Regions from separate parts of the Homo sapiens genome. Here region 2 is linked to region 1. Evidence: read pairs that join two places in POLR2A ChIA-PET (ENCODE). Cell type or tissue: GM12878. All regions are shown on one strand. Each heading gives the region's core, and the rest is flanking DNA. Links, peaks and the distances in the headings are about the cores only.

What was found. ChIA-PET counts read pairs that join two places held together with the same protein. Peaks named below come from ENCODE experiments on the same cell type or tissue, not always from the same donor. Only the 100,000 strongest peaks of a DNase experiment are listed, where the experiment ranks them.
Region 2: POLR2A ChIA-PET joins it to region 1 with 5 read pairs; 4 of 35 experiments call an interaction of 5 or more read pairs at or near these places.

The regions. Positions count from the first base shown.
Region 1 is chr1:192,603,188-192,607,588 of GRCh38, forward strand. All of the region lies in intron 2 of LOC105371664 (a long non-coding RNA gene), which reads right to left. Among named protein-coding and RNA genes, the nearest start is that of RGS1, 30 kb to the left of the region's middle. In GM12878, for the core only: no CTCF peak of the experiment used is centred there; a DNase peak (open chromatin) is centred at 1,994; H3K4me3 peaks cover 349 bases.
Region 2 is chr1:192,549,120-192,553,520 of GRCh38, forward strand. All of the region lies in intron 4 of LOC105371664 (a long non-coding RNA gene), which reads right to left. Among named protein-coding and RNA genes, the nearest start is that of RGS1, 24 kb to the right of the region's middle. RefSeq lists an enhancer at 2,360-2,439. In GM12878, for the core only: no CTCF peak of the experiment used is centred there; DNase peaks (open chromatin) are centred at 2,142 and 3,826; H3K4me3 peaks cover 377 bases; H3K27ac peaks cover 4,000 bases.

The sequences.
Region 1 (4,401 bases), core at 119-4,118:
ATGAACATTCTTCTGTTGATAATTTCACTGGCAGTATGTTGCTCTGGTCTTGCTGCTTGCTTATATTCCAGCCTTGTAACTGAGTAACTTTCATTTTTTTTCTTCTTACTAGTATCTCATACGGACTTAATTTACTGAGTACCCAGGCACTGATACTAGGCCTTCACTAACTGAGCTCCACTAATTTGTTGCCCTCCTGACTGTCTGTTTATTGACTGTTGCTTCAAGCTCCACTGATAGGTGGCCTTTTACCAACTGGCTTGTACTTGTTTTGGCCCCTTGATTAGAATTACCCACTTTCCTTTCTTCCAACAGTCAAACATCCTGGTTTCACATGCTGCCCAATGTGTTCACTTTCCAGATGACCTTGATTCCATGTCCTAGAGATGACCCGGACCAGAGCCCATTGATTGTAGCTCCTGAAGTTCTGCAGTCTGGCTCATCTTGTAAACAGACAAACCCAGCCTCCTCATTGTAAACTCCACAGAGGTGTTTATTCTACTCTCATGTATTTTGCTTGTTTGTTTGTTTTGTTTGCTGTCTTCCATTTTTAGAATGCTATACCTCTTTTCTCCAAAGCCAAATCGATCCTTCAAATCCCAGTTCAAGTCCCACTTCAAGAATATTCTAGTTTTTAACTAGTGCATCATCTCTGAACAATATAATAGCTCAAACCTGCACTATATAATGTTTTATCCTTCTCTACTCCCTCAACTTCAGGTATATAATGCAATTGTTGCTAACAACTAGGTAGTTACAAAACATATATTTGATTCAAATATTAATTATATTTTAATACTCAGGAGACTTCAAAATAGGAAAGTTATGTGAGACTTTTATAAAATAAATTACAAAGTATTGGACTATAAATTTAACCCCAAATAGATAGAGATAGATACACAGATAGATAGAGCACTTACATGATGCCAACCATGTAGAACAATTTAGTCACAAGCTTTCAATCATCTTCCAACATAAATTTTATTCTGCTATTGAGGTATTTCTAGGGAATCTATGCTAAGAAGACCTAAAGACATATTGGAAAGAGTCAAATGTCAATCATATAATGTAGGGAGGTTTTGGATGAACTGCTTTAGGCTATATTCTCTCTCAAGAGGTTACAATGCTTGTTCTAATATATGATGTTGTCAATTTCTTGTACATTTTTAAAAGTATAAAAGTATTTAGCATCGTATGCCCAAACCTGCAACGAACTATATTTAGTATTTTTTATTAAAAATATAAACTATTAAAAAATTTTTGATGGATTAACAGAAAGGAACTATGTTTACAATACAAAATAAAAGGAGATAGCCAGACTAGATCTCTAGAATCTATCTAGTTTTATAATTGTAAAATTCCAGGAAATACCAAATCATGCTGACAATAGATTCTTGAGATAAATTTCATTTCAATAATGTATAGATTGTATGCAAAGAAATGGACCTGGATAATGCTTTTTGATGGTTTCTAACTTTATTCCAAGTCTATAGTCTTTGTGAGTAGAGGACTAAATTGAATCTGGGCTCCACCAAGAAAAAAATAGGTGACCTAGGACAAGTCATTTAACTTCTTTAGTTTATTTACTTTATTTATTTAGTTTATTTATTTAGTTAGTTAGTTTATCTGTATTTACTTATACAGATAACTATAATAAATGCCCTGTCTTCCTCAAGATCATATTATAAAAATTGTGTTAAAAAACTTATATCAAAATGCTTTACAAGTAATGTTTTACATAAAATTTAATTATTATGAATAAATAGAACCTTTAAAAACTAAATCTTTCAAGATTATATTCATTCAAATGGAAATAGCTAAATTTGTGCATGAATATCAGATGACTTCTTCCTGCCTTGGTTACTAATGAATGGCCAAGCTTGTTTCTATAAATAAATGGGCACTGGCATATTTTTTAAAAAATACATGTGGCTCAAGATTAGACTTCTTCCGCTTTGTGGTATCACATGTCTGACCACAGCAACTATTTTAAATCATGGTCTATGCTTTTAATGACATCTAACTCCACACAAAGAGTCATCATTTTTATCTAGACGTGTGTGACGTGCTTGATTGCAATGTGTTTTTTTTTTGTGTGTGTGTGTTGTTGTTTTTCTCTTTATCATTTTAACATGCATTTCTATAATACTTTGGTAATCTTGAAAACACTCAGGTCACCTTACAACATCAAGACAGGCATAGACCACTGTTTCCTTAAGTCTATAAAGTTTTGTTATAAAAATTGGGTAGCCAGCTGTTCTTGGCCTAACATTAATCTAATAAAAGTGTTTCCAAAGAAAGTTTATGGAATGAAAATTCATTGCTATTATTTTCAACTTTAATTGAATTTTTAAATAAAAACACTAAAAACTAAACAATAGTATTGAATACTACTATTGGAATTCATAGCTGGGCATGGCAGTGCATGCCTATAATCCCAGCTACTCAGGATGCTGAGGCAGAAGGACTACTTGAGGCCAGAAGTTTGAGACTAGCCTGAGCAATATAGAAAATCCTGTCTTACATGAAATACAGAAAGAAAGAGAGACAGATGGAAGGAGGAAGGGAGGGAGGGGGAGAAAGAGAATGAGAGAAAGAGAGAGGAGAGAGGGAGGGAGGAGGAGGGAGGGGGAAAGAGAGAAAGAAAGAAAGACAGAAAGAAAGAAAGACAGACAGACAGACAGACAGACAGACAGAAAGAAAGAAAGAAAGAAAGAAAGAAAGAAAGAAAGAAAGAAAGAGGGAGGGAAGGAAGGAAGGAAATAGAGAGAAAGAAAGAAGAGGGAGGGAGGGAGGGAGGAATGAAGGAAGGAAGAAAGGAAAGTAGGAAGGAAAGAGAGAAAGAAAGAGAGAGAGAGAAAGAAAGAAAGAAAGAAAAAAGAAGGAGGGAGGAAGGAAGAAGGGAAGGAAGGAAGGAAGGGGGAAGGAAGGAAGGAGGGAAGGAGGGAAGGAAGGAAGGAGGGAAGGAGGGAAGGAAGGAGGGAAGGAGGGAAGGAAGGAAGGAGGGAAGGAAGGAAGGAGGGAAGGAAGGAAGGAAGGAAGGAGCTGCAAAACGGCATGGACCAGAAACCTCTTAGTGGAGATCTCTGTATTGCTTGTCTATCTGGGTGGTGGGCATTCTGCCTACCCTAGACTCAGTCTCAAGCAGGGAGGCCAGTATTTTTCATACTGGAATTCCTACCTAGACTGTGTCTCTAATGGATGCATGTACTTTGCCACTTTAGTTACTTACTGTATTAATGAAGAAAATGTGACAAAGACTCATGAATATTTGGTCAGTTGTATTGGTTAAAAAGTCATTACTATTGTGGGTTTATGAGTTTTTGACAGTGTTTTAGAGTATTCAAAGGGTTTAACACATGCAGTGTATTGTCCCAGATAGAGCATCTACTTGAAGACAAACAGAGCTACATTCAAATCCTATCAACTTCTGCAACTTAATTATTTGTATTATCTTGGGGAAACAGATAATAATAGTGATAATAATAAAAATAGAGAGAAAGTGAGGAAAAAAGAAATAGAAATCAATCAGCAATAAATACTAAAATAAAAATAATAGGGGTTAAAGGCATAGAGAATATGGACATGGAGAAGGTTTACATAAGTGTGTTCAGGGAAAGTCCCTGTGATGAGACAATGCTGGAACCTGAAGGAACTGGAGAGGTGAGCTTTGTGTTTTTATGAGAAGAGCATTTCAAGGAGAATGGAAAACAAGTACAAATTGCCCAACCTGCCAAATGGGATTTATCCCAGGGGAGGAATATTACAAAACAGCCAGGTAGTTCTAAGAATCCAGGTGCTGACAGAAAGTGCTGGGTACTTGGCAACATGGCAAAACTCTGTCTCTACAAAAAACACAAAAAATTATCCAGGTATGGTGGCGCACACCTGTAGTTCCAGCTCTCTGGGAGGCTGAAGGGGGAGGATTGCTTGAGCCCAGGAGGTCAAGGCTGTAATGAGACAAGATCGTGCCACTGCACTCCAGCCTGGGTGACAAAGAGAGATCCTGCCTCAAAATAAATAAATAAATAAGAAAGTTCTGGGTAGAGCTGAAAAAGCAGCATATTTGGCAGAGATTCTCCACCCCATCACAATGCAGGCATAGCAGAGAAAGAAGAACTACATGGGGTCTCTAGACAGCTGGACTTGGGAAGCTGTAGAAGGCTCCACTGCTCGAGCCATGGAAGAGCATGGAAATTGCTAGAGGACTGGACTCAAAGGGGTTTTCGTCAGAGACAAGGAGCATTCAGCAATGACCCAACTGGGCCAGCAACTGAAGACTCTACAGGATCAGAGATGACAAGGCCATCAAAGTAGCTCAACCAACAGAACAAGAAGGTGGTGTGGAGGGACTCCAGCATAAACAGAGGATGGCAACCAGGTGATCTCTTCCTGCCTTAA
Region 2 (4,401 bases), core at 75-4,074, 54 kb before region 1:
TATCAACATTTGGTCTATCAGATATCTTCAGTATTTTGCCAATCTGAAGGGTAAGCCAGAAAAGAACCCTAGTAGAAAAACTGAGGAAGTTTGAGTAAAGTCTGTAGTTCAGTTAATAGTATTAACTAATGTTAATTTCCTAGTTTCACTAATTATAAAAATCATTATAGAAGATGCCAAAATTAAGGGGAGTGAGTGAAAGTTATTCAAAAGTTCTGTACTATCCTTTCAAGGTTTCCATAAGTCTAAAATTATATCAAAATAGAAAGTTTTTAAAAGTCACCCCCTAATTGAACTTGAATTTCATTTCCTCCTACAGATTACAGGTATACTACTTCAGGCTTTCCAAAGGACAGTTTTTTATATGCTAACTGAAAGCGTTTTTATTTAAACTACAATAGTAGATGAAAGAATGTACTAATACTACTCTCATTTAATTCCATCTATAATGAAAGACCCACCAGACAATTTTGTGTCGGTGAATACTGGAAGCAAGGTAGCCTCTGGGAATTAAACTTGACACTGCTATTGTGAGTTCTGCATCTTTTCAATGTTATATCACTTTTCTGTACTGGTCTAATAGCACCAATTTTATTCTGCTGTGTCTTAAACATAATTTTGCAATTAGCATGCGGCACTTTCTCTACTAGGTAAACAGTAAAAACAATAATAATTCTGCATTGCTTTCAATAGTGTGCATAATGTACTAACCAAATGCCCTAAATTGAATAGATGATGAAAGTTACATTCCAACCCTTAAGAATTTACTAGAGAAGTTAAAGTAATAGATTCTTCCTTTCACTTGAACTGGTCTTTACATAAAATTTTGTCTTTCCCCACATTATTCCTCAGAAGTCTTCATGGTTGCTTCTTAGTAACTAAAGGTTTTAACTAAAAGGAAAAAAGAAAGAAAGAAAGAAGCAAAAAAAAAAAAAAAACAAAAACGTCTAACCTGCTTCTGTTGCTGCCCTACTTACAGTTACTTAGAAATCGCAAGCCTCTTTTAAGCCAACAGAAAGCTGCTGTGAGGACAGGCAGAGAGCCCTCTGAGAGTAAGTTGTGTTTTTTTCTTGAGCTTTAAGCATGGACACCCATGCCAGTGCCATTTCCAGAACTGAGATTCGCCTACAGAGCTTTAACCAATTGTACTTTCTCCTCATTCTTTATTCTTCCTCCAGTAGCCTTTAATCAGTACTTATCATTCATATGCTAATTTAGCTTCCACTTAAATTCTCAATTTGAACTCACTTTAATAACAAACAGCCAAGTAAATCACTTTTCAAAATTTTATAGTTTTTTTAAAAGTTATTATTATTGTTATTTGTAGAGACAGGGATCTCACTATGTTGCTTATGCTGATCTCAAACTCATAGCCTCAAATGATCCTCCCACCTCAGCCTCCGAAAGTTTTAGGATTACAGGCATGAGCCAACATATCCGGCCAAATCTGTTTTTCAGATGAGCTGCAAAGGTCAAAACATTAGCAACTGTTTAGAGTAAGCATTATAAGGGGCTAATACAGCTTGGAAGTGATAACTGTGCCCAAAAGTATCTCCCTTTAACCATCCCAGTAACTGATTAAAATACACAGGGAATACATGTTATAATCATGCAATTACCCAGGAGGTTCGCTGGAGACAGTGTAGTCAAGAGCACTAGAAAAAGGTCATCCAGAGAGATGCAGGGGATTTACACATCAATTTTCATTTAATTAATAATTGTATCTATGACTTATGTTGGAATTTTTCAGTCTGAATTTTCAAGGTTAAGGTTTGCAGTAGCATTTCCTCCCTGGTAGAAAGACATAACTTCCAAGCATTAATCATACACTTAGGATGCAGCCTTGTGTCTGCAGCCACAGTGTCATTTTCAAGAACTGTGTGAGCCTTGACTTGAGGCTGTTTGAGCATTGAGCTAAGGCTTCTACTCTGAGTAGTCAATGCTCCAATGGAAGTAAAAGAGCAAGGATCTGTCTATATCAATGCAGTTTATGACTAATTGTGGTTACTAGCTTTCCTGCCAGCATTTTTCAAAGTTTTAGAGCCATTTATTTCAACAAAGAGAAAGGGTGCTAAAAGTCACCACCGCTCTGAAAGAGAACTTGAGAAACTGGAAGACTTCCCCCATATCAGATGTCACTTGGGGAAGTTCAAGAGAAGAATTGACCTCTGAGGACAAAGCAGTTGGTTACTATGCACATTTGCTCATAAGCACAGCTCTGAAGGTCACTGCAGGGGAATTTACCTCAGTTTACAGGACAGGAAGGCCAGGGGGTAGTACTCCAGAAAAACTCACCACCACTTCTCCAGCAGGGTTTTTTTGGTTGACTCAAAACTAAGGCTTTGCCATGCACGTAAGGTAGATGTTTCAAATAGTTAAGGGAAATACCCTACAGAGGTTTTATATTATTTATGGTTAATACTTTTAGTAACAACTGATCACTCTTGGGGGCACCCTTTTAACTGATAAGAGGTTCTTCCACACATTAGTTGCTGTGCCAAGTTACTAAAACATTTTCTAGGCTGGGCACGGTAGCTCACACCTGTAATCCTAGCACTTTGGGAGGGCGAGGTGGGCGGCTCGCCTGAGGTTGGGAGTTTGAGACCAGTCTGGCCAGCATGGTGAAACCCCGTCTCTACTAAAAATACAAAAATTAGCTGGGTGCGGTGGCAGGCGCTGGTAATCCCAGCTGCTTGGGAAGCTGAGGCAGGAGAATTGCTTGAACCCAGGAGGCCGAGGTTGCAGTGAGCCGAGATCACGCCATTGCACTCCAGCCTGGGGCAACAGAGCAAGGCTCCATCTCAAAATAAATAAATAAATAATAAAATAAAACATTTTCTATCACTTTTACTCAAGGATATATTGTAGGGGCAGATGTTTCTATGGTTTTACTCTCATGGGTAAAAAATAAATAAATAAATAAATAAATAGATAAAGTGAAAAAAAGAATTCTAGTTGTGGAAATTATTGCTATCCCTAGCCATCAATTTGTCGATGATTTTATATAAATTAAATTCTGATACTTATAAATTTTTAGCACATCTTAGAATGGATACCCCATTGGAAGCCCTGGGTATGTTCTGTGGTTCTGTCATGACGGAGCCAATGACCAGGGAAAGAAAATAGGTAAACTGGACAGTCACTGGGGATCAAATCAGACAACCAGGGCTAAAAATCCTAGCCCTAAAACCTGCTAATTGTGTAAACTCAGGCAAATTACTTAACCTTTCAAACCTGTAGTTGCCTCATCTGTCAAATGGAGTTAATTAAGCAGTTCCTTCCTCCTATGGTCATTGTGAGGATGGATGAATACACAGAAAAGATAGCACATAGTGAATTCTGAATATATGTATCTCTTATTAGATTTGTGAACTTAAGTTTTTAAAAATCTCTGAGGCTAGACATTTCATTCTAAATTAATAATACCCATCTCATAGTGTTGTATTAACGAGAATTGACACGTGAAAAATGTGTATTTTCTAAGGATCTGTGATACACATATTATAATATACATGTTTGAACCTATGTACCTGTCTAGTAAAGATATTTTGATATTCTTGAGGAGAAGCATCATATGTCAAGAGTGAAATGTAGATGAAGTTGATCATTTTAAGCTGTTTTCTAAATGACATATGAAAAGAGAAACAGAGAGAAAGCATAGATACCATACAGTTGCCTGGGCCCACCTGTCAGCATTAATAATAAATACAAGAACATATGACGATATCGGCAAACATGCTTGAGAACTTGACTGAATGTGGATATCCTCCCGTCACTATGTTTTAAGTATATCACGTGAAAAATAATCAACCATTGATTCCTGGAAATGGCCACATTGGTACGAACTGGTATGCAGGGCATCCTGCACAGCTATTTTGTATATCTTTCTTATCTTTTCTGAACCTATTTCCTGCACTGCAAAGAAACTGACACAGGATGCTTATGAAACAAGATTTAATTTTTCAGTCCACATATGTGACAGCTGAACATCGAAAAGCCCCTAGATTTCACAGAAGTAAATTTTAGTATTTTTCTAATGGAAACCCCCATGGTATGCAGGGTTCTTATAAACTGCATTGGAATTCTATTATTAAAGTCAGTCACATAACTTCTTACCCAGCTTACTGCCTTCAAAGTCTCTTTTCACATTTTTCACTTTGGCACAAAATGTTGTACTACGAAGTGATCTTGAAACATTTTAACTTGAAAAACCCTTAAATAGTTCTGTAAACTATTACCCAATTCTCTACACCAAAATTTACAAAATGCACTTGAAATAATCATATAATAGATGACTTTGAAATCCAAAAATTAGAGTTATTTTTAAACAGGGATATTCAATGAGGCATTCAACTCACAAGCCAAGTCCCAAAAATCTCATAGGATGATACATTGTCATTC